Linked DNA regions of Homo sapiens: all the other regions are linked to region 2. A link is a contact called in ENCODE Hi-C or POLR2A ChIA-PET data. All regions are on one chromosome and are shown on one strand. Each heading gives the region's core, a stretch centred on a gene start or an enhancer-like site at or near the end of the contact. The rest is flanking DNA. Distances are from core to core; before and after follow the strand shown.

Evidence for each region. A loop is a pair of places that touch in the nucleus more often than their neighbours do. ChIA-PET counts read pairs that join two places held with the same protein, here RNA polymerase II (POLR2A). Pooled maps may share reads with other maps.
Region 1: a map of endothelial cell of umbilical vein shows a loop between it and region 2 (3-fold over the local background). The contact joins the promoter of PLTP here to the promoter of SDC4 in region 2. A Hi-C loop is called at or near these places in 1 of 168 maps with a recorded cell type or tissue (endothelial cell of umbilical vein).
Region 3: a loop to region 2 is called in a map of chondrocyte, with 2.9 times the contacts of the local background. The contact joins the promoter of ZNF335 here to the promoter of SDC4 in region 2. A Hi-C loop is called at or near these places in 4 of 168 maps with a recorded cell type or tissue (HepG2, aorta, chondrocyte and 1 more) and 14 of 50 pooled maps. POLR2A ChIA-PET finds 5 or more read pairs at or near these places in 3 of 52 experiments (AG04450, BJ and K562).

The regions. Positions count from the first base shown.
Region 1 is chr20:45,910,905-45,914,148 of GRCh38, forward strand. PLTP (phospholipid transfer protein) reads right to left here and starts at 1,251. Exons shown (of 16, transcript NM_006227.4): 1 at 1,175-1,251; 2 at 449-559; 3 at 248-347. The coding sequence starts at 548.
Region 2 is chr20:45,347,036-45,350,485 of GRCh38, forward strand. SDC4 (syndecan 4) reads right to left here and starts at 1,389. Exons shown (of 5, transcript NM_002999.4): 1 at 1,290-1,389. The coding sequence starts at 1,349.
Region 3 is chr20:45,970,657-45,973,993 of GRCh38, forward strand. It overlaps ZNF335 (zinc finger protein 335), which reads right to left and starts at 1,547. Exons shown (of 28, transcript NM_022095.4): 1 at 1,466-1,547; 2 at 554-804. The coding sequence starts at 754. RefSeq lists a silencer at 1,059-1,178 and an enhancer at 1,949-2,168.

The DNA of each region.
Region 1 (3,244 bases), core at 1-2,500, 560 kb after region 2:
CTGGTCCTGCTTCCTTCTTGGCCCCCTCTACATTTTCAAGGCCACGCCCATCTGCCTGGTCCCGCCTATGATGACTGGCTTGGCCTTTATCTTTTCGGCCCCATCCGGTTTCTTAAGTCTTGCCTCATCGATTTGGCCACGCCCCATCCCACTCAGCCTCCAGTCTCCCGAGACCCTGAGATTTCTCGGGCCCCGCCTCCACCGCCGAGGCCCCGCCCCGGATCGCGAGGCCCCGCCCCCCACTTACTCAGAGATGTTGTAGTAGAAGTGGCCTTCTTTGCCCCGCAGGTCCGGAATGGTGATAGTCTCCAGCTCTTGCTCCAGAAAGCGCAGCCCCTCCTGCTTCACTGAAGCAGCAGAGAAACCCTTACTTAGCTCCCGTGCCCACTGTTGGGGCGACCCCAACCCCGTCCGCTCCCGTCCGTCCCTGTCTGCCCCTGCGCCTTACCCAGCTCCAGCGCCTTGGAGGTGACGCGGATCTTGCAGCCTGGGAACTCTGCATGTGCGCCTGCCAGCAGCGCTAGGAAGAGGGCCCCGAAGAGGGCCATGGCGAGCGGGCCTGGGGGTGGGGTGGGGTCGCAGGAGTTATCTGAGCCGCTTAAACCCATTCCTTGGACGTCCAACCATAAGTGGGAACTAGCCTGGATCGTTACCCTCCAGATAACTCTTCGGGGAACTTGGAACCAATAATCTTGCCTCCATATGGCAGATGTGGAAACTGAGGCTCAGAGAGGCGATGCGACTTGCGTTCTGGCTCCCAGAGGATTTGGGACACGGGGGAGGGGACGTTCCCAGTTCCCTCGTGCTACCGCCGCGTGATGAGTTTGGACCTCCAGGGGACCAGCCCCCACACCCCCAACAACCTCCCCTTTCCTTTAGCGGTGGGCCCATGCAGGCTTGCACGTTGCCACGGCAACGACTGCACGCGCATTCTTGGAGGGTGGCTTGCGGTCTCCTAGGCCTCGCGCCCGGGGAGGAGAGGAGGTGGCCGACCAGACCGTGGGCTCCCGGGTCTCCCGGCTCCCTCAGGTCCTAAATCTCTCCCATTAGAGATTCTGCCTGGAGCCCCCATGTTAGCGTTCTCCTTCATCGGCTCTCCTCCCCACGCCGGCTTCAGTGCACCACGCGGCTCGGCGAGGGACTGGGAACGGGATAGGGACGCGCCCCAACTCACTCAGCGGTGGAGCTGGGGGGCGGCGCGGTCACGTGGGATGGCGGGCAGCTCAGGGGATCCGGGCGACGGGGTCTGGCGGGCAGGGTTGTTCCAGCCGCCTTTATAAAGCCGGCCTCCCCGACCCCTCCTCCTCTCTGCAGCTCTCCCCTCCTCCCTTGGGGGCTGGGAGGGGACGGGGCGGGACGCTGGCAGCCGGGAGAGTGGAAAAGGCTGCACAGAGCCCCGTGACAAGCCCGGCCGCTGTCTGGACAAGTGGGAGACCCAAGCCCAGGGAGAGGGAAGGAAATGCAGGAGCCGGCCCACTCAGCCCCAACAATCCCACTTTGCTGGGACCTTGGTTCAAATTACAATTATCCATGTCTTCCTGCATGATCTTGGGCAAGTCACTTCACTTGGGTCACTGACCCTCAGTTTCTTCCTTCAGCGAAATGTGCACGATGATAGGAACTACCTCTTGGGCCTTTATTACAACCAGGTCCAGGCACAAAGTCAAGGAATATTTTTTCTTTCCCTGCCACCCACAATCATCTCGGGACCTCCTTGCCTGGCTTTGCTATGGGCCCCCCTACCTGTCTCTGTGTCACCACCTGGGGACCTTAAGGTCCCAGAGACCTTTCCCACTTGGGAAAGCAAGACTAGACAAGTGCTGTCAGCCCAGGAACATACCACACCGGCTGAAATCAGAAGGAGGTCTGCCATTTATCGTGGCTGGTGGATTGTTTTTTCTATTTTTTTTATTTTTATTTTTTGAGACGGAGTCTCGCTCTGTCCCCCAGGCTGGAGTGCAGTGGCGCGATCTCGGCTCCCTGCAAGCCCCGCCTCCCGGGTTCACGCCATTCTCCTGCCTCAGCCTCCCCAGCAGCTGGGGCTACAGGCGCACGCTGCCACGCCCGGCTAATTTTTTTTGTATTTTTAGTAGAGACGGGGTTTCACCGTGTTAGCCAGGATGGTCTCGATCTCCTGACCTTGTGATCCGCCCGCCTCGGCCTCCCAAAGTGCTGGGATTAAAGGCATGAGCCACCGCGCCCGGTCCACTGGTGGATTTTTTAATGAACCCTTGGAGCAAGGTGCTCTGAACAGCATCCCCGCCCCCACCCCCACCCCCACCTCCATCTACTGCTTACAGGGTTCCCGGACCCTAGGACAGGGCACAGAGTGGGTGCTTGCCACCTTTTTGTTGCCAAATGGACGAAAGAAAGGGGAAGCAATAATCATGTCTGCTGAGCATGTATTTAGCACCAAACACTCATCTAGGAAGGATGACTAACTCATCCTGATTTGCCTAGGACTTTCCCCATTGTGTCTTTTTTTTCTGATATAATCCACAGATTCACAAAAATAGTTCCATTTCCTTTTTTATTTAATTAATTAATTAATTTTTTTGAGACACAGTCGTGCTCTGTCACCAGGCTGCAGTGCGGTGGTGTGATCTTGGCTCACTGCAACCTCTGCCTCCTGGGTTCAAGTGATTCTCCTGCCTCAGCCTCCCAAGTAGCTGGGACTACAGCCATGTGCCACCACACCTGGCTAATTTTTGTATTTTTAGTGGAGACAGGGTTTTGCCATTTTGGCCAGGCTGGTCTTGAACTCCTGCCCTCAAGTGATCCGCCTGCCTTAGCCTCCCAAAGTGCTGGGATTACAGGTGTGACCCACCATGCCCAGCCTATTTATTTATTTTTATTTATTTATTTAAGATGGAGTTTCTCTCTTGTTGCCCAGGCTGGAGTGCAATGGCGCAATCTCGGCTCACTGCAACCTCCGCCTACCAGGTTCAAGCAATTCTCCTACCTCAGCCTCCCAAGTAGCTGGGATTACAGGCACCCACCACTACGCTCAGCTAATTTTTTGTATTTTTAGTAGAGATATGGTTTCGCTATGTTGGCCAGGCTGGTTTCGAACGCCTGACCTCAGGCAATCCACCTGCCTTGGCCTCCCAAAGTGCTGGGATTACAGGCGTGAGCCACCGCGCCCGGCCGCCTATTTATATTTTTAGAGACAGGGTCTTGCTCTGTTGCCCAGGCTGGAGTGCAGTGGTACAATCACGGCTCACTGAAGCCTCCACCTCTTGGG
Region 2 (3,450 bases), core at 139-2,638:
GTTGGAATTAAGCTCCTGGATATACCCATTAGAAAGTTATTAGAGCAATGTCTGGCCCCCCGACAAAGGCGCTCCACGTTTGCAATCATCATGGCATGCCTGGAATTGTGCTGGAAGTATTGCCTAGGGTCTCATTCATTCCTCAAGAAGAGCCTGCAGGCAGAATCAACCTTCCGCTAAGTAAATTCAGAGGAACAGGAGCCCCAAGGCTTTCAAAGAAATTAACATTAATGGTTAAACTGCAAGGACTCACTCGCTCTGAAAACTGGGGCTAAAGGGCACAAAGGGGGCACAAAGCTCAGGCTGTGGGGGACAGATTGCCTTCACCAGTAATTCCCATGCCCCCCAACTTCCCAGATGAGATTGCCCCCCTCCTCCTAAGCCGGCTGCGGGCATGGATAGAGCTTCTGCTGGCCCAGGGACAGCTATGACGGAGGCCAGTGGACAGTGAGAAGGAAAGGTTTCCCTGGGCTGATTGAGGCCTTCTCTCCCCCCTACCCCCTTCACCTCACTCAAGGTGGATGCTTCAATTTTCTTATCTGCAATTGAGAAAAAATGAACACACTTCTTGCAGAAAGCAGAGGCTCAGCTCCTGGCTAAGTGTTGAGTCTAAACCATTCCTCTCCTCTGTCCTCGAAAAGAGCAGAGTCCCCAACTTTCTAGAAACCCTAACGCAGTGTCCCCTCTTGCCCCATTCCCTCAGACCCTTGGTGCAGTATTGGGAAGAGATTCAGAAGGGCAGGACTTTGCCCTAAGTCACAAGTCAATGACAGAGCTGGGGCCAGAACTGAGGTTAGGGCTCAGTTCTCCTTGGTGTGTGAAAGAGGGCCTCGCACAACCCTAAAACCCTCCCCCTTCCGAGTACACGCAGCCCCCCGACCCCCAGGGCCATCTCGGATCCTAAAGCTGTCTGCTCTGGGCGCCCCGAGAGCGAGGAGGGGATTCAGCGCTCCAAGCCTGCCCCAGGGTCACCAGGGAAGGGACGAGGGTGTGGGAGTTGAAGAGTTGACACCGGCTTAGTCACTAACGAGCCCGTAGCCCGCGGCGGGGCTGAGGCCCGGGGAGGCGGGAAGAGCAACAGGCGAGGGGCGCACGGCGCGTGAAGCCATCCCGGAGGCTGGCCCGTGACCCCGGAGCAAAGTTTCCAACAAAGTTTCCCGGGCCTCGGTGTCCGGTTGGGGGTAGCGTACCCCCGATCTGCCCCCCCCCATCCCACGCTCCGACGAACAAAGGAGGCACCGGCCTGCGCCCCCGCTTCGCCCCCAGCCCGGGAACCTCCAAGCACCCACCGACTCGGCGACTCCGCCTACGAAGAACAGCAGCAGCGCGAACAGACGGGCGGGGGCCATGGCACCGCGGACTGGAGAAGGCGCGCAGGCTGCGGCGAGTGGCCCCGGGCGGGCGCGCCACCCATCTTATAGGCGGCCTACCGGCCCCGCCCCGGCCCGCCCCCGCCCCGCCGCCCGCACCCCGCCCGGAATTCCCCAGTGGAAGCGAGGCCTGCGGGGCACTGCGCCCGCCCGCGGAGTTGGAAACCCCAAGGGACCCGCCCTGCCCGAGCCCGCCGGCTCCTACTCAACCCCTAGTCCTACCCTCCGGGAGCTCCAACTCCCTTTATTTATTTGACCCACTGCCAGGCAGGTCCCCAGAGATCACTGCGGCTAACCCCATTTTATAGTTGGGGAAACTAAGGCCCAGGGACGGGAAGGACTTCCCTAGGGTGTTGAGTTTAGACCAGCCTTCATACCGGGTGTGCTCCCCTCTGAAGACACAGAACTTCCCAAATGGGATGTGAACCGTGTTAAGACAGGGGACAGCAAACTATTCTGTAAAGGGCTAAATATTTTAGGTTTTGCGGGCCATACGATCCCTGTGGCAACTATTCAAACTCGAGCGTCGTAGCTCAAAAGCAGCCATAAATACTAAAGGAATGAGGGCAGCTAGGTCCTAATAAAACATTATTTATAGACACCGACATTTGAATTTAATATAATTTTCATGTGTCACGAAATATTATTATTCTTTTGACTTTATTCCCAACCATTTAAACATGCAAAAATCGGCTGGGCTCTATGGCTCACGCCTGTAATCCCAGCACTTTGGGAGGCCGAGGAATAGGAGGATCCCTTGAGCCCAGGAATTGGAGACCAGCCTGGGCAACCATAATGAGACCCCCATCTCTACAAAAAGTTTTTAAAGAAATTAACCAGGCATTGTGGTGCACCCCTGTGGCCCAGCTACTCTGGAGGCTGAGGTGGGAGGACTGCTTGAGCCAGAGAGGTGAAAGTTGCAGTGAGCCATGATCGCTCACTGCACTCCAGCCTGGGTGACCGAGTGAGACCCTGTCTCAAAAATAAATAAATAAATAAATAAATAAATAAATAAATAAATAAATGACATTTTATAATAAAAATGCAGGCCGGATGCAGTGAGTCATGCCTGTAATCCCAGCACTTTGGGAGGCTGAGGCGGCGGATCACTTGAGCTCAGGAGTTTGAGACCAGCCTGGCCAACATGCTGAAACCCCGTCTCTACAAAATACAAAAATTATCCAGGCATGGTTGCCTGCGCCTGTAATCCCAACTGCTCTGGAGGCTGAGGCAGGAGAATCGTTTGAACCCGAGGGGCGGAGGTTGCAGTGAACTGAGATCTCCCCACTGCACTCCAGCCTGGGCAACAGAGCAAAACTCCGTCTCAAAAAAATAAAAAATAAAAATGCAAAAACCATTCTTAGCAGTGGGCTGAACAAAAATAGGCGGTGGGCCTCAGCCACTCTGAGACCACTCTGACGCTGGTCTCAGAGTGGCTGACGTCTGTTCTAAGGGCTTCATCTACCAGATTTTGAACTTTTTCAAAAGTTTGATCTCTCTGAGAACTGGTCTGCAAGTTTATTTCCATTCTTAGGGTAAGCTTCCACCCTTTATAAGAGAAAGTTGTGTGTCCTCCTTACCCTTCATCCTCCTAACAGTGCATTGGTGGGAGCAGGTTGAGGGAAGAAGTGGAGGGGGGTGCTATATGGAGACTGTAAAATTCTCTGGGTCCCCAAGCACACGTACTGTTGGAATTATTGCAGGGTGTGAAGGTGGGCATTCTACGATGATCGAAGTACAAAAGAAGCCTAACCCTGTCTCTCCCTGACTTATGTATAAATCTTTCTAAGGGTGTAACATAGCCTTAGAAGTAGGACATTTTGGCCACTGTTGGCATATTATGAATTCATATACTTTGTGGAGTGGAGAATTGGTAGTGACTTCCCTTTTTCCACCTCTTAATTATTATCAAAGAATAAAAGTCTCTTGTGGCAGAGAACCTTGGCAGTAAAGCAAACTTCAAATGCTGACCACGGGGTTTCCACAGATTTAAAGGTAAGCAATGACTTTCAGTGGTTTTTAACATGCTTCCCTAGGATTTGGAACAAAACTGAGAAAATGAAGAAATCTCATGCCAGAA
Region 3 (3,337 bases), core at 297-2,796, 620 kb after region 2:
AGCAAGTATTTCTGCTTTACTTTAGCCGGGATACTGAGGCTCAAAGAGGTCTCCCAGTAAACTGGAGGCAGGACCCAGTCTTAACCCAGGGCACTTGCGTTTTTTTTTTTTTTTTTGTAGAGATGAGGTCTCGCTATTTGCCCAAGCTGGTCTCCAACTCCTGGGCTCAAGTGATCCTCCCACCTCAGCCTTCCAAAGTGCTGGGATTACAGGCGATGAGCTACCACTCCTGGCCTAGACATCTGCCTCTCAAAGTGTGAGGACTGTGGGTAGTATAGTAGCTAAGACCACAGCCTAGATTTGAATCCTGGCTCTGTCTGCACTCTGTACCTCGGCATCCTTTTCTATAAGATGTGGGAAAAAATGGTATGTGTCTTAGAAGGTATGAAGCTCAAATGAGAAAATCCATTTTAGGGGTTTGGCTTGGTGCCTGGCTCACAGTAAACCAGAAACACCAAGTATTAGCTACAAACAAGCCTTGTTTCCTCTTGGCTGTCAGGCACTGCTGCTCGCGGTCCTTGCCTCCACCCACGCCGTCCAGCCGGGTCCATACCTGAGAACGGCTGCCGCGGTCCGAGCTTTGCCCCACGCCAGAGTCATCGGCCTCTGCCTGCCCCGGGGCGGCCGCGGCGTCGCTGCTGTCGGCGGACACGGCTTCTGAGGTGCCCACACCCAGGCCGCTCTCAGAGGGCTCCTCGGGCCGGCCAGGCCCAGGGGCCGCGTCGCTGCTGCTCTCCACCTCGTTCTCCTCCATCTGATCGGCGGGCTGCCTGACAGCGGGGCGTAGGGTCTGGGAACTTCACTCTGAGAAGAGAGGTGACCGTGGCTGGAACAAGTGGGCCATCTCCCCAGCCCCGGCAACCACGGCCACCCATTTGCACCCCTGCGCCCATTTTGCAGATGCGAAGATTGAGTCTCCGACGGGGCGGAGCTTCCTGGTGTATTGCGAGGGGAGCTCGGGAAAAACTTGACGGAGAAGCTGTGCTTCCCAGGCTAAGGCCCTTCCCGGGAGGGTGGTCAATGGCTGGTAATCTTGACCCTTTCCCTCGCCCCCACGATTCTCGTGGAGCGTTCCGCTCTGTGAGCCCCATCCGGGCCCAGTGGTTCAGCCCTTCGGCCCCCGCGTCCCCCCGGGTTGCAGGGCCGGTGGTACAGCCCGCTGGCCCCCTGGGTCAGTGGTTCGCTCCCCCCCGGTTCCCCTGCGGAGGCGGCTGACAGCGACGGTCTCGGGGCCTGGCGATTTGGGGCTGTCCCCGGCGCTGCCTGTGCTCCAGGCCCGACGCCATCTTGTGGTGGCGCCGGGTTTCCGCTCAGGCAAGTGCGAGAGCGACTAAAGGGCCTGGGACCCCGGGGCCCTGTTCGGACAGCCCCGCCGGCCTGGGACCTCGCCTCCGGGTATCCCCGCAGTGTGACCTCACTCCACGGCAGGGTACGGTGGGGCCGCCTAACTCTACCCGAAGCTCACCCGAGGCTTTCGTAGCCACGTTCCTCTCTGACTCCGGCATCGACGAGGTCGCCATCCTCTTTCCTCCGCTGCGGAGGAACCCATCGGCCTATTGTAGGCCGGAACTACTTCCCCCGCTGGCCCCGGGAAAGACACATTTTCAGTGTTCCGGAAGGTCGCTCCGAGGCCTCAAAACCATAATCGGGTCTCAACAGACTCTGGGACTTTATACGTCGCCCGGTGTTTGGCACTGAGCCCACTATGGTTTGGGGACTACTTTATCTCGGCGGAGTGTTACGTAGGAAGTGGTTGTGACGTCATTCTGGTCCCTTCCCTAGGCCGCAGGGTTGGGCGCGGCGAATGCGCGCCCCGCTCTCTTGGGGCGTGGCTCCCAGTGGGGGGCGTGGCTCCCGGTGGCTTGGCCGCGCCCCTCCTACAACAGCCCGGAAGAGCGTGTGGCCGCGGGCGACTTTGGCTTGGCCAAAGAGGAATTCATGTTGTCAGTCATTTTACCTGACTCATTACTTATTACTTAGCGCGCTGCTGCAACCCAATCGAGCTCTGCCCGTTAGGTTTGATGTGTTTTGTTGGGAAGGGAATGTATAATTATTGTACAGATAGGGAAACTGAGGTCTGGGTATGGGAAGGGCTGGTCCAAAATCACATCCAATAAAGGGACTCAGGAGCTAAGTACGGATGGCAGGAGTCGGGGAAATGGAAAGAAGTTAATGCTTGTCCCTTAGGTTTGTATACATATTTGTTAACATTAATAGAGCTGAGGCCGGGCGCTGTGAGTCACGCCTGTAATTCCAACACTTTGGGACGCCAAGGCAGGAGAATCGCTTGATCCCAGGAGTTCCAAACCAGCCTGGGCAAAAGAGCGAGACCCCATCTCTACAAAAAAAAGAAAAAAAAGAAAAATTAGCCAGGCATGGTGGCGCGTGCCTATAATCCCAGTTGCTCGGGAGGCTGAGGTGGGAGGATCGCTTGAGTCTGGGAGGTTGAGGCTGCAGCGAACCGTGATCACACCACTGCACTTCAGCCTGGGCGACAGAGCGAGACCCTCTTTCAAAAAATAAATAAATACAAGTCAACTACCTATCCTTTAAAAGTGGAGAAAGAAAAAAAATTTTAATTAAAAGTCAGCTGCCCTTAAGGTATGTCCTTCCTCCGGAAATGTCACCTTCTGTTTTAAGACTTTTAGCAGTTTGCAGTGGAAGAGCACAAGAGGGAGTAAGGCGCTCTGGTTTTTGTCCCTAAGTCTCTGTAGTTCCATAGGCTATTTTCCTTAATTGAAAGATACAAATTTTGGGGGAAAAAAATCTCAAAAAAACTCCTAAGCAGGCTGGGCGCGGTGGCTCACGCCTGTAATCTCAGCACTTTGGGAAGCTGAGTCGGGCGGATCACCTGAGGTTGGGAGTTTGAGACCAGCCTGATCAACATGGAGAAACCCCATCTGTACGAAAAATACAAAAGCAGCTGGGCGTGGTGGCGCATGCCGTAATCCCAGCTATTCAGGAGGCTGAGCCAGGACAATAGCTTGAACCCGGGAGGCAGAGGTTGCGGTGAGCCGAGATCACGCCATTGCCTTCCAGCCTGGGGAACAACAGCGGAAACTCTTGTCTCAAACAAACAAACAAAAAGTCCTAAGGAGAAGACCTATTAATAAGGAGAAAAGGTCCGGGCTCGGTGGGTCACACCTGTAATAACCAGCACTTTGGGAGGCTGAGGCCGGTGGATCACTTGAGGTCAGGAGTTCGAGACCAGCCTGGCCAACATGGTGAAACTGTCTCTACTAAAAATACAAAATTTCACTGGGTGTGGTGGCGCGCGCCTGTAGTCCCAGCTACTCGAGAGGCTGAGGCAGGAGAATCGCTTGAAGCCCAGAGGCGG